2 separate regions of the Homo sapiens genome follow, and region 1 is linked to region 2. A link is an interaction called in ENCODE POLR2A ChIA-PET data of the cell type or tissue named here. Cell type or tissue: PC-3. All regions are shown on one strand. Each heading gives the region's core, and the rest is flanking DNA. Links, peaks and the distances in the headings are about the cores only.

Evidence for each region. ChIA-PET counts read pairs that join two places held together with the same protein. Peaks named below come from ENCODE experiments on the same cell type or tissue, not always from the same donor. Only the 100,000 strongest peaks of a DNase experiment are listed, where the experiment ranks them.
Region 1: POLR2A ChIA-PET joins it to region 2 with 14 read pairs; 2 of 35 experiments call an interaction of 5 or more read pairs at or near these places.

Annotation. Positions count from the first base shown.
Region 1 is chr11:96,277,057-96,293,613 of GRCh38, forward strand. All of the region lies in intron 1 of MAML2 (mastermind like transcriptional coactivator 2), which reads right to left. Among named protein-coding and RNA genes, the nearest start is that of MIR1260B, 56 kb to the right of the region's middle. RefSeq lists an enhancer at 2,666-2,725. In PC-3, for the core only: no CTCF peak of the experiment used is centred there; no DNase peak of the experiment used is centred there; H3K27ac peaks cover 798 bases.
Region 2 is chr11:96,025,017-96,041,573 of GRCh38, forward strand. The region is part of intron 2 of MAML2 (mastermind like transcriptional coactivator 2); the gene reads right to left. Among named protein-coding and RNA genes, the nearest start is that of MTMR2, 110 kb to the left of the region's middle. RefSeq lists an enhancer at 14,793-15,293. In PC-3, for the core only: no CTCF peak of the experiment used is centred there; a DNase peak (open chromatin) is centred at 9,325; H3K27ac peaks cover 2,500 bases.

The DNA of each region.
Region 1 (16,557 bases), core at 6,662-9,161, 250 kb after region 2:
AGCTCAGATATTTATGATACAAGGCAATATATTTAAAGTGTCAGTTCAGTGCCATACTCAGTATAAAAAAGAGAGGAGTCACCCACGGAATGTGTTGAGAAAAGGCATGTAGAGGATACACCATTTTTACCAGGCCAGGAACTATAGCAAACTTAGGACTTCTGTATCTCGATTTTTTTTTCTTTTATTGATACATAATATTTTACATCTTTATGAGATGCATGAGTGTTTGTTACACGCACAGAATGAGAGATGATCAAGTCAGGGTATTTGGGGTATCTGTCACCTCGAGTATTTACCATTTGTATCTGTGGGTATCACTTCATGTCTTCTCTTCCATTACTTTGAAATATACAAAATATTGTTGCTAAGTACAATCACTGTATTCTACTATCAAATATTAGAACTTACTGTCCAGGCGCGGTGGCTCACGCCTGTAATCCCAGCTCTTTGGGAGGGCCGAGGCAGGTGGATCACCTGAGATCAGGAGTTTGAGACCAGCCTGGCCAACATGGTGAAACACCGTCTCTGCTAAAAATACAAAAATTAGCAGGGCGTGGTAGCAAGCGCCTGTAATCCCAGCTATCTGGGAGGCTGAGGCAGGAGAATCGCTTGTGGTTGCAGTGAGCCGAGATCATGCCACTGCACTCCAGCCTGGGCAACAGACACTCTGCCTCAAAAAAAAAAAAAAAAAAAAATTAGAACTTTCTAAAATAATTTAAAATGGAATAAAAGATATCTTAGAAGAATTAAATCCTGAAGTACTAATTTAGTATCCTGAAAAAGTTAATAAGGTAAACAAAATAAATGGCCTGGCACATAGTAGGTGCTCTAGAACTGCTAAAACCCTTCTGTGGGAACTTTTTTTTTTTTTTTTCCATTCTCCAGGGCAGTGATTCTCAAGCTAGATACACAACAGAATCATCTGGAGGACTTGTTAAAACAGAATGCTAAGCCCCATCCCCAGTCTCCAATTCTGTGGATCTGGGGCAGAGTCCAGTAATTTGCATGTGTGATGCCGCTGCTGCTGCTGTTCTTGGAAGCACACCTTGAGAACCACTGCCTGGGGAACAGCTTAGCTGCTATGAGAATCTGATTCTGTGTTCATATTCCGTATCACAGATAGCTCTTGGCTTTTCAATTGTGGTTTCTTTTTTTAATGTCTTACTAAGGGGGAAAAAAAGGAACGCCACTTTATATAAACCTGACCTTTTGGTAAGCCTGGGTAGTAACTTCCCATGTGGAGTAAATTAATCTCTTTCATGCATGCCTCGTGCTCTGGAAAAAGTAAAACAGATTGTGTTAGACATTTACCAAGTACTTTTTCTGTTGGTGGTCACTGCCCTAAGCCTATCAGAACTGGTTTCTACCCTTAAGAAGCTTACAATGTAGTAAGGCGGACATCCCAACAAACCAGACATTGGAGTTCATTGTGTGAGGTGCTATGATGGATTATAAGACATTATGATTGACTGAGTATTATGAAGGGGTGAAGCAAACTCAAGCTGGCAAATTAGGGAGGAGGTAGATCACACAGGCTTTCCTAATGGGATTACTTATGACTCATTGAGTAGTGAAAGATGAATAGGACTTTACTAAACAGAAACTGGAAGGGCTTTCTGGGCTAAGGGAACAGCACAGAAGCATCAAATACACTTTACCTTTCTAGGGCTGCCAGTAGTTTAATTCAGCAATACCACATCACAAAGGTCTTTGTGTGCTTTGCTAATGAGTTTGAACTTTATCATAAAAGCATTTTACAAAGATCACACTGGCAGCTGCATTTTGGAAGGGATTTGCCTAGAGGTAGGATAACTGCGGGGGGTATGTCTATAGCAATAAAAGTGAGAAAATATGAGATCTGAAGGAGCTAACATTGTGGCAGTGGCAGTGGGTATAAAGGAGAAGGGAGGACTAGAAGAGATATTTAAGATGCAAACAATGTAGGAACTGGGTGATTATAGAACTGAAAAGTGAGTGAGAGGGAGGAATCCATGAGAACTCACATATTTCTGGTTAGGATAAAAGACTGATTGACTGACATGAAGACTACAAGAGAAAAAAACAGACTTGGAGTTGAAACTTCAGTTTAGGACACTGAAACTGAATGATGTGTCATTCAAGTGGAAAGGCCATTAGGCAGTTAGATATGTAGGCTTAGAGCACAGGAGAAAGGTCTTAAAACCCTGGGCTTATGGGACGTTACCACGGAGACTGCACAGAGTGAGAAGATCCATTTTAAAGCTGATGATGAATAATATTTTCGTTATAAGGAGAGAAGCAATGTTAGGGGTGTCTTCCCATTGCTGGAGTGGGTCATTTGCAGTATGCAGTGCATAAACTCACAGGCTGTCCTTATGATGACCTTTTGTTCATTCTTACATTCAGTATACAGATGAACAAAGGAAGTATTTTATGTCTTGTAAATTACAAGGGACTATGCAGTATGTAAGGGAAGATACAGGAGAGTAAGGGAAGGAGAAAGAGGGTGACTAACAAGCTTCTCAGAGATTAGCCAAGAACTATGGCATTGAATCTAGGTCTCTCCTGTCCTCAATTTGACACTCTCCACTCCCCTGACATGTTTTGTATTAAAATATATTTTTCTTTTTATGAACATGTCATACCTATGGCTCACCTGTGTCCTTGCTAACCTACAGGTTTGGACAATCTGGAATTGGCAGCATGCATGACTGTGGAGCTTTAAAGCCACCCTCCTGAGAGAAGAGCAGCTGACTCATGTACCTCACCATGCAGATGAGGGTGTGTTATAACCCACAGTGTGTCTGTGTCCCTGGATGAACTGAGCACTTTATAATGGAGTTTTTCTGCATCTCAAAAAGAAGTCACAGATTAAATGGTAACTGCAAGAGCTCATTTCTCTATTTGAGTGAGTGCTTTATCAAAAAAATATTTTATTCCTGCTGCTTTACCACAGGGTCAATTCAAGTCTAAATGAATCTGGCATGTATAAAATATATTTTTATATAGCTCCATATAGAGATATAGCTCTACACAGCCATTAACAGACTCACACACAATCATTCTTTTATTCCAGGTGTGAACTGCTATGCTATTTCACCCAGTTCAAACACAGGTCATTGGCTTTCAAACTAATTTTGGAAAGCAGACACTGTGTAGTTGGTAGGTGGAATAAAATGAAAACAAAAAATTAATATGCATGGCAGTTTAACTAGCTGTGTATCTCTCATGGAAAGGGGGTAATAGTCTAAAATTATTTACTCATTTTTTTTTAAAGTCTTTAAAAGAAGGCAATGAATTGCCAGTAATTTCCCCACCTTAACTCATGGTAATTTGTTTCCTGCTGGGTGAAAACGCAGGGATCTTGAAACTGTTAATGAACTTTCTTTCTCCTGATCTGTACAATGTCAAATTCATTTCTTTTTTTCTTACTTCAGGTTTTACTATTCTGTTTTGTTTGTTCCATTTTTGTATTTTTTCCTGAGGTCAGGGATGATTCTATGGAAGCATGAAAATTTGTAGTTGAAAGGGATCTTAGAACTTCAGCAAGATTTGTGATAGATGGTCAAGTGGGTCTGGGCTCGCACCCTCCCTAAGGTGAAAGACTCACTGCCTTACCCCACAGCTATTTCACTACTTACAGACTACCACACAATAGCCAGGGTGCTGCCCTATTTGCAACATGAACTGGAACATTATATTGGGACATAATGATGAGTGGTAGCTAAAAGTCCTTTCCCTCTGGTGTTGTTATTTGGTTAAATTGATTTACATAATGTTATTCTGTGGTATAAACCTTTCTCATTTATCTCATATATATCCCATTTTAAGCTATAAGCTCCCAGAGGGGTAGGTACTTCATCATTACTTCTGTACTCAAGTATTTTGCATATCTTTGATACAAAGTAAGAACAATGTATATGTATATCAGTTTAACTCTCAGATGAATGAACTAATAAAACTTGTAACAGTATTTTCCAATGTAGTGAGTACATTAAGCATCATTAATATTAAAATGCAAATTAATGCATTATTTGCAAGTTTTCAAATCATGTGTACTTAAGAATTTTCTTTTAAAATGTATCAAAAGACTGAACATTCAAGCTGATTATCATAAAAAGTGTATGTATGGGGGTAATATTCAAAATATTTAACAACCCAGAAGAACATGGGAGCTGTAATTCCCACAAATCACCATGTGAAGGTGATTCCAGGGAAGAGTCAGTCAACAGAGAATAGCCACTGATGGAAGGGAAGTGGGGTCTGGTGGCAGGTGATGGATAGATCACTAAACATTTGTCCAAGAGAGTGCTAGTGTTGCCGCTAGGGGTGAATATTTCTGTTGGGGTCCAGGTCTGCTCTGGCTGGGGAGGTGTGGGGAAGCAAGCAGGAATGGGGCTGCAAAAGGCTGGCTAGGGTAGCCCACAGTGGTATCTGCCCAGGAATCCCTGGGGTCTGGGCAGGGTAGTGGGAGGCACTGGTTGAGGGAAAAGGAATAATAGTTTTTTTCCCTGTTTGTCAGCTGAGTTAGCAGCCCTGGTTTTGAGAAATATTAAAATATGCCTTTGATTTTTGGGGATATCAATGAGTTTTGCAATGAAGTAGAGGGGATCACCAGTTTAAGACTTACTGATCAGTATGGGCAACATGGCAAAATCCCACCTCTACAAAAAAATTAAAAATTTGCTGGATGTGGCAGCATGCACCTGTAATCCCAGCTACTCAGGAGGCAGAAGTGGGAGGATCACTGGAGCCAGGGAGGTCAAAGCTACAGTGGGCTCTGATTGTGCCACTGTACTCCAGCGTGGGTGGCAGAGCAAGACCTGTCTCAAAACAAAACAAAAAACAACAAAAACAAAAAAGACCTGATCTACTGAGCAAACAAACTACCATCACAAATAAATCAGAACTTGAAAAATAATGACTGTAGGCCAGGCGCGGTGGCTCATGCCTGTAATCCCAGCACTTTGGGAGGCCGAGGCAGGCGGATCACGAGGTCAGGAGATTGAGACTATCCTGGCTAACATGGTGAAACCCCATCTCTACTAAAAATACAAAAAATTAGCTGGGCGTGGTGGCGGGCCCCTGTAGTCCAAGCTACTCGGGAGGCTGAGGCAGGAGAATGGCGTGAACCCGGGAGACGGAGCTTTTAGTGAGCGGAGATCAAGTCACTGCACTCCAACCTGGGCGACAGAGCAAGACTCCATCTCAAAAAAAAAATAATAATAATAATAATAATAATGACTGCATGTATGTACTTGGCATGATCATTATGAAGGCATTCTTCACTGTACAAGAAGAGTCACAATGAAATTCTTTTAGCTCAAGCAATTTGAGTGGATTTAAATTATTTTTCAGTAAGGAACTTGGTTTCAGATACAACTTTTCAAGAATATAGCTACTGAGTAGAACAAAGTATGCTGATGTCCACTCTCCAGGTCTTCAAAATCAAAGCAGAATTGAAATCTGCGGCAATTTTTCTAATTTTTTAGTTTTATCTTGAAGCTGTTTGTTTAAATTATCTCTCCATCTTACTGTTAGATTAGAAGACATACTTTTTGCCAGAAATACTCACTTCAATTGCACAGGAAAAAGTGAGGTTTCTTGATTCAAATTAGATAGAAAATTCTGTTTTGACAATATAGCCAAGGTCAGATATGATTTCCCTACAATCTCTAATCATGTTGAATTTTATAATACAAGTTTAAATGACCTCAAAAAATTTGTACTACATTTCAGAGGCAACTGTAACTTCCTTCATGAACATTAGCAAATAATCTTCAAAAATTGGAATGTGACCTCAGTCATCCTCCTCCTTCTCCCTTCCCCTTTTCACTTCAACCTTAATGTACACACTTGCAAATTTTCTTCCACTTATATTTTCCTTTAAAGGCCACTTTCTAGCAGACAATTCAACTAACTGCTGTATTTTTCCATATATGATGCCAGGGAATAGAAACAAGTGAGATAGTTTCTTATATGATATAATTGTTTCCATTAAAAACTCAGGAAAGCAGGAACCAATCCATCAACAAGGGCGAATGAAAGATCGTGTAATCCACAAACTTTAACTTTTGATCACTTATAAAATTTAAAACTAAACAAGCCATAAACTAAAGTGATGTTAACTGTCAAGGTGTGGGGGTTTTTCTTTTTCATTCACTGCAGACCTGTTAAACTTTGTGCTCTCTACAGACCTTGCTGTCCACACCAAAAATGCAATTACAGTTCTCCTTGTCTATTTTAATCTCACATTAGTTTATTAACCAGAAATTAAGTAAGGGCACTCACTCTTTAGCACATTTTTTTGTAGATGTGTGAGTTTAATACTGTTTTCTACAACGTTTATTAGAACACTTGACATGGGAAATAGAAGAATATCAAGAAACCATGAGATGCCATTATACCAACAAAAACAAAATGCAGGCTTTGTGTGCTACAATCTTTTTCTCCAAAAGTGAAAATAAACACTAATGAATGATTCCTTTTGCCTTGAAGAACTAAAAATTTCTTAGTTGAAGTATCTAACTGGAGAAATCTTTAAACATGTGAGAAATGTATCTGGGGCCTACAATTTAAAGAGAAGAGGAACACATTAAGTCATGAACCCACTAGACCAACCAACATTTGTCCTCTACGTTCTGAAGTCCAGCTGGATTCACAAGGGTCGCTGATCATTCCTCATTGAGCTATTATATGCTAGTGATTCACTCCTGCTTTCTTTTACATTTTCGACCTCTTCCTCTCTACTTGCTGATTTACCTCTGCTTTATAAAAGTGGTTATTTTAACCTAGAAAACAAAAATTTGAGATTTTTTGGTCTCTAACTTTCTTCTAATGGACGACTTTCTTCTATATACCATATATAAGTTATTTCCACTTCCTCATCTCCTACTTAATCCACAATTGTCTTCCTTTTTCAAAACTTTACTGAAAGTACTTATCATTTTGCCCTCTAGATAATCAACTATATCCTTCTATCAAACTTTTCTTTCAGTTCTCATCCTCTTACATCTTTCTGCTGCATTTGAGACTATATAATATCACTTCCATTCTTAAAACTCCTTTCTCCCTTGCCAACTGGCTGAAGGAAAGTCGTTTCTCCACTCATACACTCAAAATGTAGCCATTTCTTGATGTGTACCACTTTCAATTTGTCTGTTTAGCAAGATCTTCCACTCCCACAAATTTCTTCCTCAAAGACATATGTGTAATTTCAAAATCACTGTTCCTGAATATGAATCCTCTCCAGAGGTGCAGGTCCATATTTTCAACCACCCAATAAACACTTCCATTTGGATATTTTATCTCCTAATATCTCTAACAACATAGTCCGTATCAAACTTATCACCATCTTCAGCCTGTTTTTCTTCTGTTGCTTTTGCTTCTTTTAATGGTTTCATCTTTCCAAGTTAACAATAGTTTCTTCTCATTGGTTCTCAACACTGAATTGATAAGCTCTTTTCCACAGGTGAGATTTGGAAACCTAACAGTGAATCTGCAATTCTTCTTTATGATTGCAATACTGGGTTTTGAGGTGTCAACATCAGTCTGATGGTGCTAAAGTAACTGTGACACCATTTGGTTTGGCTTACAAATAGTTTCTGAGCTCCTACTGTGTAAGACCAGAACTCTGCTAGCAAAACACCATTAGTTTTTCAGGAATATTAGCAACCGCAGTTTAGAATTGATGAAAGAAAAATATGAATTTGGATCAATGTCTTATCTTTCTTACAAAATCTCCATAAATATTCCTCTCCCATGAAGAATCAGTCTCTTCAGTTACTCTAACTCATCACTCTATAATAATATTTACTCAGAACCTGTAATGTGCTGAACATTCTAATCACTTTAGAAATGTTTTATATGGTAATCCTCTTCACTATCCTATGAAGTACTCATCATTGATTGTTGAATTGTGCCGTATATGGCTGGATGGAGTTGTGCAGTGCATAGTCTATGCAACCATATCTCTTGCCCCAATAAGACCCATTTCACAGTTGAAGATACTGAGCCACAGAGAAAGGTTAAGGAACTTGTCCAAAGTCACACAGCTACTAAGTCAGGATTGAGTGAGTATTCAAACCATGAAAACCAACATTTTGACATGACTCTCTTCTCTTAACAGATATATGAAACCACGTCTACTCATATTTCTACTGTAGCACCTATTGTAAATATTTGCCTTTGTGCTTGTTCCCTTACTTAGAATATGAATCCCACGAACTGGCTAGCCATGTGCAGAAAATTGAAACTGGACCCCTTCCTTCAAACTTACACAAAAAGTAAGATGGATTAAAGACTTAAATGTAAAATCCCAAACTTTAAACACCTTAGAAGAAAATCTAGGCAATACCATTCAGGATATAGGTGCAGGCAAAGATTTCATAGGAAAACACCGGAAGCAATTGCAAAAAAAGCAAAAATTGACAAATGGGATCTAATTAAACTAAAGAGCTTCCGTGCAGCAAAAGAAACTATCATCAGAGTGAATAGACAACCTACAGAATGGAAGACAATTTTTGCAATCTATCCATCTGACAAAGGTCTAATATCCAGAGTCTACAAGGAACTTAAATTTGCAAGAAAAAAACCCCAAACAACCCCATTAAAAAGTAGGCAAACAACACGAACAGACACTCCTCAGATGAAGACATTCAGGGGGCCAAAACACATATGAAAAAAAGCTCAACATCACTGATCATTAGAGAAATGCAAATCAGAACCACAATGAGATACCATCTCATGCCAGTCAGAATGGCTATTATTAAAAAGTCAAGAAACAACAGATGCTGGTGAGGTTGCAAAGAAAAAGGAATGCTTCTATGCTGTTGGTGAGAATGTAAATTAGTTCAACCATTGTGGAAGAGAGTGTGGCAATTCTTCAAAGTTCTAGAAGCTGAAATACCATTTGACCCAGCAATCCCGTTACTGGGTATATACCCAAAGGAATATAGATCATTCTATTATAAAGATACATGCATGCGTATGTTCATTGCAGCACTATTCACAATAGCAAAGACATGGAATTAACCCAAATGCCCATCAATGGTAGACTGGATAAAGAAAATGTGGTACATATTCACCATGGAATACTATACAGCCATAAAAAGGAATAAGATCATTTCCTTTGCCGGGACATGGATGGAGCTGGAAGCTGTTATCCTCAGCAAACTAACGCAGGAACAGAAAACCAAGCACTGCATTTTCTCACTTATAAGTGGGAGCTGAATGACGAGAACACATGAACACATTGCGGGGAACAACACAGAGTCAGTCCTGTCGGAGGGAGCAGGGGGAGGGAGAGCATCAGGAAGAATAACTAATGGATGCCAGGTTTAATACCTAGGTGGTGGGTTGATCTGTGCAGCAAACCACCATGGCACATGTTTACCTATGTAACAAACTTGCACATTCTGCACATGTACCCCTGAACTCAAACATTGAAGAAAAAGAAAGGAATAAGAATCCCACTAGGGGAAAAAGAGATTTAAGTTCTTAAACTGTTAGTATTAGTATATAAGAAGGGCCTAGAATCTTGCATATAGTGGGTTTTCAATAAATTCTAGCTATTATCATTCTTTTTATCTTTTTTTTTTTTTTTTACAGATTTGTCACAAAGTAAGGTGCTAATTAATGTTTGTTGAATAAATTACTATGCCAATTCCCCAATGTGTACAAAATGAATATACATATGACCTAGTCTCAGGAAAAATGTATATGTGGAGAGGATGAAAGATAATTTTTTTCCATATAAGCTTCCTCATCTAACCTGTTTCATATCCAGTTTCTGGGACAGAAATTGATTAAACTATTCTAACGTGGAACTAAGCAATTTAAACTTATATTTACATGGTCACCATATCAGCCGGTGATCTCAATATGGCCCTCAAATTTTGCTGTCATGGATAGTTGTATATTCCAGTGCCAGAAAAAAGTAACAATATATTCACGAGAGAGCAGCCTGATGCGCTGCTCTAGAGATGAAAATAAATTGATATAAATGGAGATACTGAGCAAAAAAATCAGCAGCTAGCACTTATCAGATGGGAAGTGAAAAGATGTTAACTGAGCTTACAAGAATGAAGAATATTGTCATCAGATAGTTGTATAAAGAGGACCCCACAAAACCTGTTATTATAAGAGCATTACATCATGGGAGAAAGTGAAAAGCAATAGCTCTCTTAAATGTATTTGATTAATAACGTCTGCTAAACTTCTCCTTAACAAATGACCACAGTCAGAAATATATATGTCCCAAAGAGAAGCTGATGGTAACTAAGAGGCCCTTTGGGGGAAATTCATCTGACAAAACCCCTCTGGAGGATGTACAGGGGATTATGTGAATGCCTATGTCTACTTCTATCCTTGCATGGTATAACTTTTTTAAAGTAAAGCAAAGCTCAAAGTTTGATGCCTTACTAATGGCCAGTGTCTTGCCAATGGTCCTTTGATTACAACTGGCATTCTAAAGCAAAAATAAACTAAGAAAATTTAATTTCATATAAATGTATTATAGAGACATCTACTTTTTTGTCTTGTCTTTAGTTTTAAAAAAATTAAGAGTAGAATTGGTAAATACAATATTTATTTGAGAATCATCATGGTCCCGACAGACAATCTAGCGTTAAGTAGATTGTTCTACGGTAATTGAACTACAAAACAAAATCATTAAATACTCAGACACCTTATTAAGTGAAAGAATCAAGCATCAACATTATCTTTCAATGTTCTCATTTTCATAATACTCTTCTGCTACATTCTGTTGCTTGATCCCATGTTAAAAGATTAAATGGCTAAAAAGTTAAGAAATCCCAACCCTTCATTTTAATACTAACTCATAGTTCATAAAAGGAAGGGCTTATCAGCTGAATCATTAAATACACGTTGCTTGCAATTTTGTGCAGTGGAACGGAGACACTGAATCCCAAAAGGGCCCTACATAAACTCTGAGAGTAAGCGAAATGGTATCCTGATACACTTTCACCATGTCACTGAAATAATTAAGTTGGGTATTATAAATCTGAATGACAAATCTTGGAAACCACCTGAAAAACCACAGGAAATATTCTATCCTTGTTCAATATATGGAAATAGTTGATGCAAAAAGAAACAGAAGTAGAAAAAAATTAGATCTCAGAGCAAATGTACAATATTTTTTAACATGATCAGGGTAACTGTTACTTGAAGCTGGATATCTGCTGATTTTGCAGATTATGTTAATTGGCTACTATCTAGAACAAGGTATAAAACAGATAAATGGGAGGTCGAGGCGGGTGGATCACCTGAGGTCAGGAGTTTGAGACCAGCCTGGCCAACATGGTGAAACCCAGTCTCTTCTAAAAATACAAAAATTAGCTGGACATGATGACAGGCACCTGTAATCTCAGCTACTCGGGAGGCCGAGGCAGGAGAATTGCTGGAACCTGGGAGATGGAGGTTGCAGTGAGCCAAGATCGTGCCCTTGCACTCCAGCTCGGGTGACAACAGCGAGACTCTGTCTCAAAAAAAAAAAAAAAAAAACAACCAAAAACAGATAAGCACATTTTCCAAATGACCTGTAGGATGAAAATCAAACTGCCAAGCAACAAATGGTAATACCATTATTATTCACGTAATATTAATTCTGACTCTTCATTAGCCTCCAATGTGAATTTAAATTAAGGTATAAAGCTGGTAAATATGTGGCATTCAAACACTTGTGTATTATACATTTAAATTAATTTTAATTATTTTCAGAAGCACGGCGAAACTCAAAAGGTTTTTCTACTATACATTAAATTAAGGTAATTCTGGAATGATGATACCTAAACACAGAATCACATCTTTAAAGTCAAAAATATAATTTTTCTACTAATAAGCCAAGCCAGCACATGTTGAATTTTTAATATGTATGCTCTGATAATTAATTTTGTATTTTTCCAATTACATGGCTATCGCAGTGTACTTAGAGACAGAAAACCGTCATGGGGAAAGGGGAAAGGTGACCATGGTATGTGTAAAGCCTGTTTCATTTTCTAAACATCTTTGAGAACTATGTTAAATTTTAGTACTTTAGTCATGAAATGACAGAATGATAGAAAAAGACTTGGAGGGACATCAAAGCATTTAGTTCTACCTGAAACTTGGCTTTCTAAAAATACGACTGGGAAAAAGACTATTGTGTTTAGACCACAGATTTTTAGTTAAATCTTTGAACTCTATGCAAAGTCTAAGTAATACCACTTTTATTTAACTCTTCAGTCTATATAGTCTTCAAGGATAACTGTGCTTTTATATAATTATCCGGATTACAAATTTAACTACAATAGGCAGACTCTTATTGTCAAGGAACAGATCCTTATACTTAAACATTGCTTAGAATCTTCGTAGGCACTTCATAAATGTTTGCAGAATCCCATATAACTCACGAATGAATGAGTGACCTGCAACTGCTGATGGATTTGAAATAGAGTCCAGATTTTTAATGCATCTATAAATGTAACTTTCCTAACTTGATTCTGTGAGAAGTCTAGAGGCACCTAATTTAAGAGAAGAAAATGATATGTTTATAATCATTAAACATCTTGCTCTGGGTATTTATTTAAATTAATAAAAATTCATAAACCTAGCTAACCTGCGACAGTTTTAAGGGAATATGTGCAATACAAAGTGTAGGTAGAATAGAGTAGTATGATTACGTTTACTTTTAGAGTATGTATTTTATTTGGCATCATGTATTTATTGGTGTGCCTAACATTCTCAGTGAACTGGGTATACACATCATACATTCAAAGGGGCAGAATGTTCTCTCTTAAAAAAAAATCATTTTAAAGTCTTTTGATTACCAAATGCCCACTTTTTAATGTAAAACTACTCAAGATGTTTTGAAGGGACTGGGAATAAATATCAACTAAATTAATCATTACAATCAGGGAAAATCAGTTAGAAAGGGCCTTAGAGATCCTCTAAGCTCTCTCACTTTTCTCTCACTGCTTTTTATAAGCAGTGTATTTTTATTACTTTGTTAGCCGTTGGCAGAGAATGAACATTGAGTATCTTTGGACAATTTCTTCTTAATGGCTGGTGCCTATTTTGTCCTATAAAATCATGTGGAAATGTTGGTACTTTTGGCAATATCTTACTCCTTGAGGGCACTTAATGGTCTTCATTCTCCCCAAAGCTTCTCTCACTCCCAGGTAATAAGCTGAACTCTAACAGAGATACAGTTACTCTTTCAATCCAGTAGAGACCACTTGATTTACCACTCTACTGCACAAAATGGTACCCTGGTGGCTTGAAAGAGACAATGGGGAGAATGTGGCTCATTAAATAGTAATTGATGCTGCTGCTACTACTAATGTTAGTATTGCTGCTAAAATAACTGTGTTGCTTCTATTCTGCTTCTTCTATGTGATTGAGAATTAGCATAGTTCATTCCCATGGAAGGTCAATTGACAGGCTAGCCCAGAAGCATTGAGTAGCCAAACTGATTGGTGAGACAATCAAGATTTCAAGATCTCATATGATCCACATTGCCAGAACCACATTCTACCTCCTTAATCCACAAATGCATTATAAATCCTTACAAATCCTAATGAGATACAGTTTCATGTAAGTAAATTTTAAGATATTTGATATTCCCCTTTGAAGTACCAATTTTTCTTACTTTCGAAAATTAGAATGAAAACCTTCATGAAATGGTATTATTCACTGCCTACTTTCTTAAAGACTATCTTCATCATGATCCAACTCCTGTCTGTATAACTCAGAATTACCATTCTTAACAATAATTATGGCACTGTGTTGTAAAGTGGTGAGGCTCCCAAAGGTCACTCTGTATATAATGCTATGTGCCATAGTCTTTGGCTGTTGGGTTTTTCTGTTTCATTTTATTTTGATTTTAGAATGTTTCTGACTCCTTCATCTTATCAGGCTTGTCACTTTTTGTATGTAGCAGTGTACTTTCTAGAGGTGAATCTGTCTAACTTCTAAAGGCAAAAAAACTTGAAAAAAAGTTGGTAAATAAAGACTTGAAAAATAGAATTAAAGGATTTTCTTAGAGCCATGTGACATCTGTGTTAGTTTTTCACAAGCCTTTTTTTTTTTTTTTTTTTTTTTTTTTGAGATGTAGTTTCACTGTTGCTGCTCACTCTGGAGTGCAATGGCGCAATATCGGTTCACTGTAACCTCCGCCTCCCAGGTTCAAGCAATTCTCCTGCCTCAGCCTCCTGAGTAGCTGGGACTACAGGCACCCACCACCTCACCCGGCTAATTTTTGTATTTTTAGTAGAAACAGGGTTACACCACGTTGGCCAGGCTAGTCTCAAACCCCTGACCTCAGGTGATTCACCCCACCTTGGCCTCTCAAAGTGCTGGGATTACAGGCATGAGCCACTGCGCCCGGCCTTCATAAGCCTTTGTTTATTCCTCCCTGCTTCTTAGTTATAGTCTTAGTTATATTGTTGGAGTTTTAGGAAAAGTAACGTCCAGATGAGGTAAATCTTAGTTCATGTGACATAATACTCTGCTTTTAGTGTATTCTTCTCTTCTCATTTTAGAGATTCTATTTTCTCTTGTATTGGTATTATTTTACAGAAGCCTCTTCAGATCCTTTTTGGAAGGAGATATAATTTATACTTGCCTTATTTCTCTTTTGTGTATTTGTGTGATATTGTATATGCACACAAAGGGGCACGTGTAAGTATGTGTGTGCACGCACACACATGCATACATCATCTTTTTATTCATAGAATACTCTGCCAACCATGGTCTCCTTGGAAGGTATAAGTATGTCTGCGGTTGTAGAGAACAATCACTTGCCTCCTGGATGTATATCACCTTTGCCCAGGAGCCCCTGCAATGTGAGTGGCTGGACTCTGGGGTGGCTGTCTGTCTGCTGCCATAGATCCATGTTCCACAGGAATATCTTTATGCAGCATGTGAGTCTCCATTTGAACAATCATATATTAGGAATCATGCTATTCTTAGGAATCTTTAGAAATACCTGAGTACTAAATTTGTCTCATAACTTAGCAAATGCATATAACAAATGATTTCCTGCACGTTATTGTCATACACCATTTTACCTTGTAGCACATAACTACTGCTGTCATCCTTGGATAGAACTCAGCTAAGTTAGTTCCTCCCTCTTCTAGTAATCATATTTACTATTGAATACAGCAGCATATGATGGAAGTGGTCCAAAGTAAAAAATTGGCTTTATCACAGAATCATAACATTTTAGCATTATATGAGGCCTTAAAAATAACACTTTGGATAGCAGGAATATGCAGACTCCATAAAAAGAAGAGTTCTGTGAAGGGAAGGAAATGAATTTTTATCTATTGAATGCTCACTATGTATTTGGCTGCTAGACTAAATGCTATAGATACTTTTTCCTAATTTAATTGTAACACCAATCCTATGGAGTGTATGCTATTATCCCATTTTACAGATGATGAAACTGAGGCCAAGAAGTTAATTCATCTTGCCCAACCTTAAAATTATTAAAGTCAAGCAGTTATGTAAACCTAGGTCTCCCTGGCCCTAAAGGCCATACTCTTTCCATTGTTCTTCTCTACCATGTCTCTCCTAAGTAGAAAGTTCCTTTTTTATCTGTTGTCCAAAACTCATTTAGCTGGGTTAGTCATTCACAGCAATACTGTAAGACTAGCTTATTCTTTACAGTAACAATAGAATCTTTTTCTAATCCTTTATTCCTTTCAGGGCATTGCTATATGGCTATCATTATGGTAGGCATATTCATGAATAAGTCTGTTCTTTTAACAGCACAGTGTGAGTTTATGAGAGTAGGATATAAAAACAAGGAGAGAAATAGGGAGCAAAGTCTAGCTGTCTCACAGAAGGCAGCCCTAGACCACAAAAGAGGCATATGTAGGTCAATTCAAGTTAGAAAAAAAAAAAAGATCTGATGTATGGGTTGATCATTGTTTATGGATTTTCTATTTGACATTTGATGTCTTCAAATAGTATACTGTCTTTCAAATGGAAAGTAAAAAATGTATCACATAGACTATGCTTGAAAAGGTTATCCACATCTTAGACATGCATACATTTTTAAAACAACAGCTATAAAGTCATGGACAACCATGTGTCTCTTCGAAAGAATCACTAATGAAAATGGATATGATATTACCCCTGTAATGTGCCAACTATCTACATTGTTACTATTAAAGCATCCTTAATCAAAGTTTCTGCCAAGTTCACTGAGAATGTTAGAGACAGTAAAGATTTGGAGCATTTTAATCCACTTATTCAATATAAGTGTGAGCCTGTGGCAGACTAAGATATGAAAAAAAATTCACTGTAATCAGATCTTACAAAATTATGTTATATCTTTGAAATCATCCAGCAGAATGAATAATTTTCCTCGGTCTTTCATATGCTAAAAGGGAGTAAGGGCATAAGGTTGCATTTTTGGTCATCTGAAGCATGTTAAATCATACAACTTTTTTGATGCATATTAAGATAACTATAAAAATACCAAATACTTTACTAAAAAGAGAAAGTTTGAAGCACAGCAAACTAAAAGGAAATAGCAACAGTAACAACAGCAAAATATCAATCTTGAAG
Region 2 (16,557 bases), core at 8,178-10,677:
CTACCGTTCAACCCAGAAATCCCATTACTGTGTATATACCCAAAAGAAAAGCAACCGTTCCACCAAAAAGACACGTGCACTCGCATGTTTATCACAGCACTATTCACAATAGTAAAGACATGAAATCAACCTAGGTGTCTGTCAACTGTGGATTGGATAAAGAAAATGTGGCACATACACACCATGGAATACCCCACAGCCATAAAAAAGAAAAAAATCATATCCATTGCAGCAACATGTATGCAGCTGGAGGTCATCATCCTAAGTGAATTAATGCAGGAACAGAAAACCAAGTAGTGTATGTTCTCACTTATGAGTAGGAGCTAAGCATTGGGTACACATGGACATAAAGATGGGAACGACAGGTACTGGGGACTACTGGGGGAGGGGGGAGGTGGACAAGCACTGAAACACTACCTATTGGATACCATGCTCACTACTCGAGTGACGAGATAATTCATACCCCAAACCTCAGCATCATATACTCTGGTAACAAACCTGAATGTGTACCCACTGAATCTAAAATAAAAGTGTAAATTATTGTTATTATTATTTGAGATGGAGTCTCGCTCTGTCGCCCAGGCTGGAGTGCAATGGCACAATCTCGGCTCACTGCAACCTCCACCTCCCGGGTTCAAGCGATTCTCCTGCCTCAGCTTCCCACGTAGCTGGGATTATAGGCATTTGCCACCATACCCAACTAATTTTTTTTTTCTTTGTATTTTTAGTAGAGTTGAGGTTTCACCATGTTGGCCAGGATCGTCTCAATCTTTTGACCTCATGATCCGCCCACCTCAGCCTCCCAAAGTGCTGGGATTACAGGTATAAGCCACCGCGCCCAGCCAAAAGTATAAATTATTTTTTAAAAAGATTCTGTTATAGCCTCTGATTATAACCATTATAGAAGCAAACAACAAATAAACCCCAGCTAACATTTATTGAGGGCTTATAATGTTCCAGACACCTTAAGAAGCATTGTACATAGACGATCTCACTGATTCTTCAACAAGAGTTTTTCTAAGGTAATGCTGTTCTTATGCCTATTTTATAGATGAGGAAACTGAGCCTCTAAGAGGTTGAGTAACTAGCCCCAGTTAGACTGCAAACAAGTAATTAACTGTTTTTAACCACCATCTGGACTGCACTGTTACAAACTGTTCATTTATCAGTCTCCTCCTCTCCCATTAGACTAAGAGTGTTCAAAGAAGAGGAATCACACTTTGGCCAGCAGTATACCTGCAGCCCTGCGGCTAAAGTTTGCTGAATGAAAATATAAGTGGGCTCTCATTTTGAATATAAGGTGAGTTCATGAAACAACCCTAAAATATCAATATCCTCTGTACATTGAGATCATAGGGACCACCCAAGAGAGATAATAGTTGGGTTTGAATTGGATCTTTGGCCATCATTTTAAGTCTCTCATCCTCTTAGCAACACTGGTAAGAGCATCGGCTTCTACCGTGGTGAGATGATGCATATGTGATAGATAAACCCAACCCTCCCTTCCTTCAGAGGTGATTCACATTGTCAGTAGCATACAAGCAAGGGAGAGGGCTGTAAATCTCCCCCTATTCTTTATGTAACCCTCTCTACAGGGTTTCCTTTTCAAGGTGATCAAAAGTATTCCTTTTGGCATCTGTTTGCTCAGCACATATGACTAAAATTCAACAGGATATAAAAGAATCCATTTATATTTATATGTAGTAGATGGAAAGGAGGGATGATGTAGATGCAACACGAGTAGATACGGCACAGTAGATACAACATGAGAAGGACTAAGATGGTCCCAGCATTGCTATGGGGTTAAAAAAAAAAAAAAAAGGTATCTTATACAATGCATTTGTTTAGCATCCTGGCAAATAAATAAATAAATAAATAAATAAATAAATACTCTAATCAAATCTTCACTATATTGCTAACACCTATAACAGTCCCTGGCACATAGTAAGTACTTAATAAGTGCTTCATGAATCGATGAATAAATAAACCAATGAATGGACAACATTGTAGGAAGCTTGTTTTCCTACCTACAGGAAGTACAGGATACTGGTGCCTCTGGAGTTTCTAGCTAAGGTGACAATGCCCAGGATTGAGCTGATGGGACTTTGATTACTGAATTGGCTACAGTCTCAAGATAGCTCTCAACAAGCAATCCTTTGAACAAACCTTACATTTTGTCACTCATGCATTCATTTATTCATTCATTCATTCATTCATTCACCCATTCAGCAAATTTTTATAGAGTGCTATTAAAGCTAGGCACTATGACAAGTACTTCACATACAATGCTGAGAAGTATATGCTATTATAATCCCAGTTTTACAGATGAGGAAGCCAAGACTCAGAGTAGTTAAGTAAGTTCTCAAGACCACACAGTATGTGGCCAGGCTGTGATTTCAACTTAGGACTCTTTGACTCCAAACCTCCCTCGTATTCTCTCCTTTATACTGTTTCTGACCTTAAGGAACTCAGAGTTGAGCATGGGAATGATCTGGAAAATAAACACAATGTGAAAAGTGCTCTGACAGAGGTAAGGACTAGGTGCAGTGGGACCACAGAGGAAAGACATCTAACTCAGATCTGGGGAGAATGGAGCCAGGAAGGAACATTAGAGGAGATGCTATCCTCAGTCACGGAGGAGGGCTGGGAGCGAGAGGCAGAGACACAAAGCTGAGGGGAGCGTAGTACATTCTTTTTCAGGTTATTTTATTTTATTGTTTTATTTTACTTTTTGAGACAGTGTCTCATTCTGCCACTCAGGCTGGAGTGCAGTGGCATGATCATGGCTTACTGTAGCCTCAACCTCCTGGGCTCAGGTGATCCTCCTGCCTCAGCCTCCCAAGTAGCTGGGACTACAGGTATGTGTTACTGTGCCCGGCTCATTTTCGTATTTTTTGTAGAGATGGGGTTTTGCCATGTTGCCCAGGCTGGTCTCAAACTCCTGAGCTCAAGTGATCTGCCTGCCTTGGCCTCCCAAAGTGCTGGAACCATGGGCATGAACCACAGCACCTGGCCCATTTTTCTTTGTGTGAAGGGACTCATAAGTAAACAAGGTCCCAATAATGTCTAGTTGTCTGCATCTTTTTCTATTTATTATTTGACTAAATTTAAGGGATGCTATCCCACAGATTGAGTATAAATGGTAAGTATTAGGTACTTCAGTCTGGACCTTGAAAGTTTTAAAAATAAGATTTTTCCTCATATATTTGCTCCCTCAAAACACATATGCTGCCATGTGCCACAGCACCATTGCATGTGCTGTTCTCTCTGCCCCAAAGACTCTTCTTTCTCTCTTATAAGCATTTTACCACGTTTTCCTCATTTCTGCACCTGGCTAATTCCCATTCATTCTTCAAGGTTTAAACTCCACTTCCCCTGGGAGGCCTCCTCGACCCCAAGATTAATTTAAGTGTCCCCTAATATTGTCCTCTAAATCCCTCTGTCATGACACTCATCAGGCTTTTTTCCCCATTTACTTAATTATCTGTCACTCCCTTTAAACATTACACTCCATGAAAGCCTATGACTGTCTTTTCACTCCTATATCCTTAGTGATCAGCAAAGTGCCTGGCACATAATAGGCACTGATTAATAAATATCTGTAGAAAGAATAAGTATTTGATAACTTTTTTTCTTCTAGAAAATAAAAATTCAATACTCAGCAAAGTCTAACATCTAGGCAGTAGAGTCAGACTGGAGAAAGGAGAAAAAAAGAAAATTATGTGTTCTGAAAAAGGGCAGAGGGAAATGTGACACAGTATAACATTGCTGTCCTTTATTGTATCCCTTTACTGTATTATTGTATTTACTTCCTGAAACACATAATAATTTTCCAGGTCTTATCAATAGTAACATCCTATATTCTTACATCCCCAACACACAGACCATTTTTTTTAAAATAAGGCTATAAAAATGTCATTCACCACATTCAGGACAGTGTTGCTTTTGCCAGATTTATGGCAACTGAATAACACAGAGAGGAAATCCTGAAAGTCAGAGGTGTACTCTCCAGGCCCCACTCACTATCTTCTAAACATTTTGAACTGAATTTTACATTTTTAAGTGGATCAATTCCTCATTTCAACCCAAAGGTGCCTGTCTGTTTCTGAAATTTGCAACATCTGCTAGGGAAGTGAAGAGTGAAACGGTTTTTTTTTTTTTTTTAACATCAAATAATAATAAAAAAAAAACTTTGTTGAAGGACTGTGGATTTTCAATTTGTTCCACATGAGACTATTTCAGGAAATTACCTTTTAACTGGTGCTCATCTTGTTTGTGCAATAATGTTCCCCTGATAGGGATGGACTGTGATCTAAGAGATTTTTACATCGTAAAAATGTAAAATCTCTTCGATTTTTACATTGGGAGACTAGTTTGTCTTCCAAGGACAATATCCAGGTTTCTAGTTGTTTGCCGTCTCAAAGAGATTCTTTACCAATGTGGGAGACCAAAATTTCTCCAGTTTCTAAAGCTGGAGTCATAATTAAGGCAAAAATTATGCCTTCCTGTGAACAAAATTTTTAGAGGATAATCTAGATAATGTAGTTTTTCATTGTTGGAACAGGGTAACGGATGGTACTAGGAGGAAATTCTCAAAAATAGGCTGTGTTAACATCTCTCACCTGTATCTGTCCTCCCATCTTCTTCTCTGCTCCTATTCTCTCCATGGACTGGAAACTCCCACCATTTGTCATTCACTGGCTTAAAGCTCTGACTTTCTATGTTCAGTGGCGCTTTAAAAATTTAGTGGTGAGGTTTCAGGAAATGAAAGATTTCAGGTGCTCAAAGATAGGCCTAAAGGTCACATTCAGAAACCCCATCTCATGTCAAACAGAGTTTTTTGTTTTTGTTTTTGTATGTTACCAGACCACAAAATATTTCTGGAAAAAGTGTTCAGCTAATTTTTTTAAAAGACTCACTTTAAAATTCATATGGAGCCAGGCGCGGTGGCTCACGCCTATAATCCCAGCACTTTGGGAGGCCAAGGTGGGTGGATCACGAGGTCAGACGTTCGAGACCAACCTGGCCAACACAGTGAAACCCCGTCTCTGCTAAAAATACAAAAAATTAGCCGGGCGTGGTAGCGGACACCTGTAATCCCTCAGCCTACTCGGGAGGCTGAGGCAGGAGAATAACTTGAACCTGGGAGGCGGAGCTTGCAGTGAGCCGAGATTGCGCCACTGCACTCCAGCCTGGGCAACAGAGTGAGACTCCATAAAAAAAAAAAAATCATATGGAAAGATAAAGTTCAGAAATAGCTAATATCATTGTTTTTTTAAAAAAGGAAGAGAAGATGGGGGAATTACTCTACCAGGTATGTGATGACCTATAACAGCCATTGTGATTGAAACAATGTGAATTGGCTTTGGAAGAAATGAATAGATAAACAGAATAGAATGGACTAGGGAGTCCAGAAACAGACTCACAAATATAAGGAAAATTGTTATATAAGAATAATAACATTACAAATCCATGAGGAAAGAATGGAATATTTAACATATGCTTCTGTGACAACTGTTCATCCAAATGGAAAAAACAATTACATCTTTACACCATGGCATCCCCAAATATAGAATTACAGTTGAATTTCCATCAACATCCCTAGGAAAACAGCTCAAAACTCAAGCTGTATACATGGTAGAGATCATTCAGGTTTTACTGAGTGTTCTATAGTGACCCAGTTCCAGAGGAAGGCAGTGACCATTGACCTGACAGAGAACTGCCAGAACTCTACTTAAAGGCAGCCAAGCAGGCAGAAATACTTCCAGTGGTAATTTCACTACTCCTGGAGTACTAATACAAAACTGGGAACCCAAGGCTACATCAAGATCCCAAGGGAAAATGGTGCTAAATATGCTATAGATCTCAGTTTGAGTGACACTCACTACCAATCCTTGTTCTTATTAAGGGTGGACAAATAAGGATTCATGCATTCTCTCTTTCCTTCCTCTGAACACCTAGAGCATTCCTAGTCTTGGGAGATTTAAGTACACAGAGATTAAGAGTTTGGTTAGGAGTCACCCAAACCTGGGCTTGAATTCTAGATCTGACTGTAAATGACTTGGGAACAATAGTAGCACGTACGTTTCCTAGGGTTACTGTAAGAATTAACTAAGGTAATATATCTCAAAAGCACAGTAAAGTACCTGGCATGAATAAGTGCTCAACAAATTTGTGCAATTATTATTGGCCTTTTCTCCTGCATTACACGTTTTAATGTTTCTTTTCTCACTGGATACCAGGTTTTGTAAAAGGTACTTTTACACATTTATTTCATTGAATCCTATGAGCTAAGTGTTATTATTTCCATTTAACAGTTTGTGTGTGTGTGTGTGTGTGTGTTTGTGTGTTTTCTCTCTTTGACAAAACTGTAAATTAGTGTTTTCCAAACTATGCTAAAGAGAAAAACAAATTAGTTTATTTACTGCAGTACCTCTCAGAGTCATTGGTATGCTAAGGAGTATTGCTAATTTCCAGAAAAGAGTATTCCTTAACATAGTTCATGACCCAAACAGTTGTTATTCTCAGAATACAGCATGGGAAAATGTGCAATAAAGATTCACTGAATGAATGGATCCAGTTTCATGCTTTTTTTTGCATGCCCCCAGTGCGTAGCATGCTTGGGGTACAGACAAAATGTTTCATAAATTCCAGTTGCTTGATTTATACGTTAAATTACCTATATCTGGCCGGGCACAGTGGCTCATGCCTGTAATCCCAGCACTTTGGGAGGCTGAGATGGGTGGATCACGAAGTCAGGAGATCGAGACCACCCTGGCTAACATGGTGAAACCCCGTCTCTACTAAAAATACAAAAAAATTAGCTGGGCATGGTGGTGGACACCTGTAGTCCCAGCCTCTTGGGAGGCTGAGGCAGGAGAATGGCGTGAACCCGGGAGGCAGAGCTTGCAGTGAGCTGAGATTGCGCCACTGCACTCCAGCCTGGGTGACAGAGCGAGACTCTGTCTAAAAATTAAAAAAAATAAAAATAAATAAAAAATTACCCGTATCTTTGTACATCAGTGGGCCAAGATGGGGAGATGCTATCTCTTTACCTGAAAGTGAGCCCACAGTTTTAAATGTCCACAAATTAAGAATGTTTGGGATCAAATCCTGGCAAGAATATGGATCAACTGGAATACTCGAACACTCCAGACAGGATAGCAAAGTGGTGCAGCCACTTTGGAGAACAGGTTGGCAGATTCTTATAAAGTTAAATATACACTTACCATATGACCGAAGAATCCCACTCCTAGGTATTTATTTAAGATAAATAAAAAGTTATGTTTCCACTGGGTGCGGTGGCTCATACTTGTAATCTCAGCACTTTGGGAGGCCGAGGCAGGTGGATCACTTGAGGTCAGAAGTAAAAGACCAGCCTGACCAACATGGTGAAACCCATCTCTACAAAAATACAAAAATTAGCCGGGCGTGATGGCAGGTGCCGGCAATCCCAGCTACTTGGGAGGCTGAGACAGGAGGATTGCTTGAACCCTGGAGGCAGAGGTTGCAGTGAGCCAAGACTATGCCACTGCACTCTAGCCTGGGTGACAGAGCAAGAGTCTGTCTCAAAAAAAAAAAAAAAAAAAAGTTATGTTTCCACAAAAATCAAATTGGAAACAATCAAATGTCTCTTATTTGGTGAATAGATAAACAAACTATCATAGATTCATACAATGTGATGCTACTTCGCACTAAAAAGAATTGAATTACTGATATATTTAAATCACAAGGTTGACTCTCAAGTGCGCTATGCTAAGTGAAAGAAGCCAGTGGCAAAAGGGTATATACTGTCTGATCCCATTTAAACAAAATTCTGTACAACACTACAGGGATACACCAGCAGTTGCCAGGACTGAAGGTGGGGGAAGAGGTTGAATACAAAGAGACACAGAAATTTATAAAGGTGATGAAAATTCTATTAATAGATTGTGGTTATGGTTACATACCTATGCGTTTGTCAAAACTTGGGGCACTTACATACCCAAAAAGTGAAATTTGTAGCATGTAAATTATAGCTTAATTTTTAAAACAGGGAGACTCTCCCTTGAAATGGTCTACAGCTTATTTTACTTCTTAAGACAACAAAACTAATACATGCTATTTAAGCACTTTTTACAAAATGGCATGGAATGTGCTAGTGTAACCTCCTAAGATGACTGCTGTTCACAGTTCCCTCAAATTCCTTTTCCTGGCATTGCTCAACCTTATCTTGTATCCAAGTGGTTTCCAAACCCTTACCTGCCCTGGGGACAATTATTTCTACTTCCACTTTTGCAACATTTATCATGTAGTACCTTATATCAGAGTTCCTTCTCTGTCTTATCTTCTTAGGATTGTAAGTTCCATACAATAAAAATCCATGCTTTACTTGTATCTACCACAGTGCCTGTTAAAATGCCTGGCAGGAATGCCATAAAGAATGTTTAACACATAAATGAATCTATGCTTAGGTAATAGTTTCAAGTCTGTAAGTCCTTCAGAGACTGTGAGCTCCTTGAAGACAGGGATTGTGCATACCTAATCTTGTACTAGACTTGACGCACTGTAAATGCTCAAAAATTTTTGAATAAATGGATTCCAGCAGATTCTGATTAATTTTGTTTTGGATGGTGCATGGCAGAGGAATTGACTCTTGGGGTGAAAGTTGTGGTCTGGTGAGAGAGCACATGGAAGAGGAGAGTGTACCCTGGGTCGCGTCTGGGAAAACCTAGTGACAGAGGGTAAATGTGAAACCTTCCAGGTTGCATTGGCTGGGTTTCATCTCTCATCACGAGATTTTTTTCAGAGAGCTCTTGGAAGGGAGATATTCCATTTGGATCCAGTTGGAATTACTAACAGAGGATGGGCTGCAACACGGCAGGTTTCCAATTGTGTTTCTTAGGCTTGAAACTCTTCCCAGAAGCAAAGATGATGAAGGCTTCATTTGTTAGGCATGAAAATAGAAAACACTTTACAAAGGGTTTTAAGGAAAATCTTTTCTTTCCTATTATTTTTATCCCCCACTCCCTATTGTTGGCCAATCCTCAAATTTTAAACTCTTTGGGGAAAGAACAACGTTCCTTATAGCTCTTGTTACTAAACTAAACTAAGTGGAAGCATTGAATCTACTTTATTGGATACATTTAATGAGGTTTTAGTTGTAATAATTATGGTTAAATAGTTCAACATCTAAAACATTGTAGTACTTTAGGTGGCCTGAGGGGAATGCGTCTCATAAAGATATATAATAACATAATGATCACTCATAAAGTCTGGGTTTTATACTGTTTGTATCTAATGACTAACAACCAATCCAGGAAGCACAGAATATGACCCCCATCTCCCTGTCCTTTCATTGCTTCTAAAACAGCACAGTCAGCCAGCTAGGGCAGTTGGTCAAATACTTTGAAGTGTGTGTGTGTGTGTGTGTGTGTGAGAGAGAGAGAGAGAGAGAGAGAGTGTGTGTGTGTGTGTGTGTCAGAGAGAGATTTCTTCTGTTTAAAAACATTTGTTATTTATGAAACCACATAATTAAAAATAATTCCATCAACTTACTATAAAGCTCCATTTCTAATGCAAAAAAATTTTGTGGAAGTAGCAAAGTAATAAGAAAAGACTTGAAGCTTTTCAAATTCTGCCCAGAATACCAAAATTATTTTTGATACTTTAATCTTTTTTGATACTTTATTGAGCATTCAAAATCATTTAGCATCACGAGAAATCTTAAAAGCATATTCTAAAGGGAAAATACATGGCATCTCTGAGCACTGGACTCAGACTATCCACTATAAATTTGAGGTCATATTTTGTCTAGATGGCATTTTTGGGGGTCAGAGTTATTGGTTTGATCATATAGGGCCAGTTAGCTTTTTCTTGGACTCTAATCATTGTAACCATATGGTTTTCAATATATGCCCTTAGTCACATGGGGAAGCATATGGGAGTGTCCAAGAGGTTTAGTTTAAAAGATTAAAAGGCTTGTCTGCTTTCTGAATTATTTGAACCCGTCCTCATAGGCAAAGGTCCTGGAATTAAGGACAGACTAATATAATTACTGGGTAATATGGGAAAGCTACCTTGAGGAAGTGGAGGTGGAATTTAACTCCCAAAGAAGGAAAAGAATTTGCATAACTACCACAAAGATAAAAGATTAGAATTCTGGAATTGTGTGGTACCCTTTAGAAAGGCAATCAGGGCAAGTGTGAGATAGGTCAAGAGAGGGTAGACATATCAGTGGCAGGAATGTGGAAAAGAAACCACGCTAGACTGGAAGAAAGCTATGCGAAGCCAACCATAAGTAATTCTGATTTTAAAATTTCAAATAGAGTGTCTTTTAAAAAAGTAGTGCGTGTTTTAGGTATGCCCATTATTTTCTCACAGCACCTTCTTTTGGAACAATCTGCTCTGCCTAGATCAATCAAATTCTTGTTTTCTGAGGATGTGGATTCTACGGAAGATAGGAGACTGGGTCTGTCAGGTGTTAGCTCCTGGCACTGGAAAGTCATGTAGAGCAAGAAATAGTATCGTGGTAACCCAAAGTCCTGTGCAGGCTGAAATCACTGGGCAACAGTAACTAAGATCTTTGTAGAGGAAACTTCAGAGAGGAATGAAGCAAGAGATCATGAGATCTCAGAAGGAAGGAAGCACAGAGACAGGGAAGATTACTGCTGTGCTTTCCCATTTTTTGGTATTCTCCCAACATTGGGTTCTCTAAGACTCCACTGTATTCTTCCAGGAAATCTTCATATATTCAAAAGAGACTGAGGAGATTTCTGTTCCATGAAATGCAACAGTGCCTCACACACAGAGAGATGAAAGGAAGACAAACAAATTCAAAATCAAAAGGCCTCCATTCGAGTCCTAGCTCCATGTGACCGTGGGCAAGTTACATAACCTCTCTGATACACGTGCTGGGCATCTGTGAACTAAGGGTTAGGATATAGACTCCTCAGTGAGGCTACAGGGATTAAATGTGAAAATGGTCTGAAACTGTGCCTGTCATACAGTGAAACCCTCAAAAAACAGAATATAACTGAATAAAATAATGCACAAGTATAGCAATTTTAAAAAACTTTACCACAGTATTATGTTCAATTAAAACAGATTTTTGTGGAAAACATAGCTATTCTTTGAGATGCTACACATGTAATTCTATAATAAAGTAGGCACATGACACACAGAAAATCTCTCATCTAATGAGTGGCTTAACCCCACCGGAATGACACATACAAACGGACATAATCAAAAAGCCGGGGGTAAGATATAGGTATAGGGCCCAAGAAAAAAGATGGTATGTCTCAGGTTTTAAGTAGGGGTAGAAGGGCACTTTAAGTTCACTCTAGAGAGTTTTATTTCCTCTAACAACTAGGAGAGGTGGATCTTTCATTCATTTTAAACTCTTTTAGCACTACTCTCTGCAGGAATATGATGGGAAAGAACACATGATCACCATTCCTGACTCAGAGCCCCTGGAACAGGTCTGGTCACCACCACAATCACAGTTGCAGTGGACGGTGAAAAAGCACTTGGTGTGAAAATAAGATTTTAGGAGCTCACGATAGGATGGCAAATAGGGATACATTGTGATTTGAGGGTTTCACTTCTTTCTTTCCTACTTGGCCCATGATGAGGGAAACTAGATCTCAAGATTCAAGAATATGTTGAATCCTTATCTATTTAAATTTAGAGATTTAACCAAGAAGTCCCATTGTAAAAATAACTCCGGGGCTGAGATGTGGCGATCCAAATTCCTGAAAATTGTTAACCCCCAATAATTCTTACTGCCTTGAATTCCCCAGGAATGACAGTATATTTCTAATTTCCAGGTGTGCTGCGGCTAACTTAAACAAGATAAAACACCTTTCATGGTATTTAAAAACACCAGTGGGTTTTCTCCCTATAGTCTCCACTCCCAGCTCAGAGGACTGTAATCCTAAACTTGGAGCACCATCTTAGATAAGTGAAAGCGGAGTAGATAATTTTGAACTGGATCCATCTTGGAAATTTGATCGGAGTCTGAGAATACCGCCTAGGTTGTTCCTGCACTGCCGTCGGGAGCCAACGCACCTGGGCTCTTGCCAGTACTTGCTTTCTGCCCAGTCACCAGATGCATTCTGGGATGTTTCTGCCCACAAGCAAAACTTTGGCTTGTTTTTCTTCACAGCAACTAATGCCTCAGAAAATAAAAAATAAAAAAACAACAACAACAAAAAAAATAACTCTGGCTTTGCAGTTTCCCTGCTGCCTTTAAACCTGTAATGCTAAATGACGTGCCCACAATAAAATAAGAATAAGTGCTCTTTTCTCCTTTTAAAAATCACCAGTGGCTACAAGATCTTTGGCTAAATTGTCCAAAAGTCCAGGTGTTCTCTCTCTTGCTCTTTCTCTGATATATACACATGCATTTCGAGACAAACACCCTTATACACGGTTGTAAGACAGTTTCAACTTTATTTGACAGCTGTTTGCAAATTTAGCCCTGTTACTGAAGCATGCATTCACCAGCTGGCTGGTGACCATGGAAAACTAATAAATACTTAAAGAGGTCTCCAATCAGTGAGCAAAGAAGCTTAGATTGATACTATGACTTCTGAGTTTTGAGGCAATCACCAGTAACATAGAACAGGCCAATTCAGAGAGGACGTGCAAAGGGGAAGAAACCAAAAACACACAGGTTAGAACCAGCAATTGGCTGGATCTTTTCTCCCAGAGGGAGCTGTGTTCAAAGGCAATTCACCCACAGAGCCTGGATGTGTCACCAGCCAGGAGCTCTCGCTGGGCATTCTAAGCTTTGTTTCTGTTTCCTTGACTGCTATTTGTTTACTTCAAGGCTCATAAACTTGCCTCTTGATATTTTAACTCCCAATCCTGACAGTGACAAAATACCCCAAGAGATGGCTTGGCTAATAAAGATCACTAGATATAGGCTAAAATTAGGCAGGGTGGGGCTGTGAAAATAGGTATTACATTAACGTACTAAAGAGAATGTTGAAAATCCACATTCTTGTGCCATAATTAGAATAACATTGTAATATTCTGGCATCTATATTTTACTCGTAAAATATGAAAGCAGGTAAATATTAAGAATTTAATAAATATATACTTAATATAAAATGAAGGAATCTGAGGAACATGCTCCACCAAATTGAATTCTATGGAATTTTACTGTCTTGTGCATTAGTAATGTGTGTTCTATGGGAAAGGAAGGTTGTGGTTAGAAAATAATGTACTAGACATTTTTTTGTTTGCTTGTTTGTTTTACTGTGGGTCTTAGCAACACCTGTATTATATCGACATACACATCTTCATCGTTCCTTATACTCATTTAACCACAGAACCATTTTGGTGTATGTGGTGAAACTAGATTTTGCGTAAATCAATTTGGAATGTCTTCTACTGAACACATCTTAGGAAATGTTGATCTAAGGAAAAACGCAAAATAGATAAAAATTATGACTAGATCTTGAATAAATTCAATGTTTTAAACTGGTTCAACTATTCAATCGCTTAGAACTTTCTCATCCAAAGCAATGTGCTAGGCACTTAAGCCCTATCTGGAGGAATTCACAGCAAGAGACCCATATACCAAGCTTGCTCTTACTGCATGGTATTTGTATTTGCTGTTTCCTCTAACTGGAATGCTCCTCCTCATGGTCCTTACTTTATCTGGGTCACTTCTCCAGTGTTGCCTATAGAGAAGTCTTCCCTCATAACTTATCTAAAATAGCACTTCCATCACTCTCTAACTCTCTACCTTGCTTAATTTTTTTCAAAGTACCCAAAATGATTTTATGTATTTCCTTATATACTTATTGTTCATCTACTCTATTGAAACCTAGCCCTATCAAAGACATAACTGTTTTATTCAACCTTGTATCTTCAGCACTTAGTATAGTATGTGGCATTTAGTAGGTGCTTAATAATACTTGTCAAATGAATGAATGAATAAATAAATGAATGAAAATAATTCTAGGCCAGGCGGAATTACTGGTGGCACACATCTGTAATCCCAGCACTTTGGCAGGCCAAGTTCACTTGAGCCCAGGAGTTTGAGACCAGCTTAGGCAACATAGTGAGACCCTGTCTACACAAAAATGTTTTTAAAGAATTAGTCAGGCATGATGATGTATGCCTGTAGTCCCAGCTACTTGGGAGGCTGAAGCAGAAGGATCACTTGAGCCTAGGAGGTTGAGGTTTCAGGGAGCCATGATTGCACCACTGAACTCCAGCCTCAGTGACAGAGCAAGACCAACTCAGAAAAAGAGGAGAGGAGGGGAGAGGAGGAGACAGAGGTGAGAGAAGAGAGAAGAGAGGGGAGAGAGGAGGAGAGGAGGGGAGGGGAGAGGAGAGAGGAGACAGGAGAGGGGAGGGGGATAAGGGAGAGGGGAGGAGAGGAGACAGGAGAGGGGAGAGGGGAGGAGGGAAGAGGAGAGGAGGGAACAGAAAAGAATTCCATAAAAGTAACATAGGAGGAGCTAGAGGAATTTGGGTTGAGGCTGCTAAGAAAGGCTTTATGGAGAAGATGACATTTGAGCTTTGCATTGAATATGGGAAGGTTTCTGACATGGCGCAAATAGAATAAATAGTTTAGGATAAGAAAGAAAGCTTAAAGGCCCAGAAGTAGCCTTGAAAAAGTAACCTTTAGACAGGCAGGAAAAGAGATCATCGGCCGGGCGCGGTGGCTCACGCCTGTAATCCCAGCACTTTGGGAGGCCAAGGCAGGCGGATCACGAGGTCAGGAGATCGAGACCATCCTGGCTAACATGGTGAAACCCTAACACGGTGAAACCCTGTCTCTCAAAATACAAAAATTAGCCGGGCGTAGTGGCGGGTGCCTGTAGTCCCAGCTACTCAGGAGGCTGAGGCAGGAGAATGGCGTGAACCCGGGAGGCGAAGCTTGCAGTGAGCAGAGATCGTGCCACTGCACTCCAGCCTGAGCGACAGTGACAGAGCAGGACTCTGTCTCAAAAAAAAAAAAAAAAAAAGATCATCACAACCTGGGGCTAGCAGCCTATTCGCTGCACTCAGGAATGAGACACTTCCAAAGCAACACAAGTCCTCAAACCGGGGTTCCCTTTAGATGTCTGAGCCTGGCCTATTCTATTCATGTTTTCCTGGTTCAATAGTTTGTTCATTCATTATATTATTTATTATGTGCCAGGTACACTTCAAGGTGACAGATAAAGCAGACATAAAAATCCTGGCATTCATAGAACTTACATCTAATGAGGAAATAATATAATAAATGTCATAATTATAGTACATATTAGAAGATGGCAAGCATTACAGAAAAATAGAGTAACAGAGATGAAAAGTGTTGGGGTAAAAATTGCATTTTCTAAACTTTCTATTGCAGTATAATACACACACAGAAAAGTATCATATCATTAATGTACAACTCTGAGTTTGCACACAATATATGACCTTTATGTAACTAGCTTGGAGAACAAAAAACAAAACATTACCAACAGTCTAAAAAACCTCCTTGGCTGGGCACGGTGGCTCACACCTGTAATCCCAGCACTTTGGGAGGCCGAGGCGGGTGGATCACCTGAGGTCAGGAGTTTGAGAACAGCCTGACCAACATGGTGAAACCTCGTCTCTACTAAAAATACAAAAATTAGCTGGGCATGGTGGTGGGCGCCTGTAATCCTAGCTACCCAGGAGGCTGAGGTACGAGAATTGCTTGAACCCAGGAGGCGGGGGTTGCAGTGAGCCGAGATCGTGCCACTGCACTCCCTTCTGGGCGACAGAGTGAGACTTTGTCTCAAAGAAAAACAAAACAAAAGAAACCTCCTGTGTACTTCTCATAACTAACCACCCTGCCTAAGATAACTATTATTCTGTTTTCAAATAGCAAAGCTCAGTGCTGACTGTTTTTGTACTTTTATTTATATAAATGGAATTGTATATTATGTATTTTTAATCAGGCTTCTTTCTCTTCAACATTATGCTTCTGAGATTCATCCACGTTGTTGCATGTAGTTGTAGATCAGTCATTCATTGTGATTGCTGTAGAGTATGTTCCAGTATGTGATTATACCACAATTTATTTACCCTTCCAGTTGCTGATGGGCACTTGGGTATTTTCTAGTTGCTGGCTATCCTAAATATTGCTGCTATGAACATTCTGAACACATGGATTTTGGTAAGGGTATGGATTTTCAAGTAGGTTGGTTACAGCAGGGCTCATTAAACAGGTGATATTCAAGGCCAGGTGTGGTGGCTCACACCAGTAATCCCAGCACTTTGGGAGGCTGAGGCAAGTGGATCACTTGAGGTCAGGAGTTCAAGACCAGCCTGGCCAACATAGTGAAACCCCCTCTCTACTAAAAATACAAAAAAAAAAAAAATTTAGCCGGGCATAGTGGTGGGTGCCTGTGGTCCCAGCTACTCAGGAGGCTGAGGCAGGAGAATTGCTTGAGCCCAGGAGGTGGAGGTTACAGTGAGCCAGCCTGGGCAACAGAGTGAGACTCCATAAAAAGAAAGAAAGAAGGAAAGGAAGGAAAGGAAGGAAGGGAAGGAAGGGAAGGAAGGAGGAAGGGAAAGAAAGAAAGAAAGAAAAAAGAAGGTGGT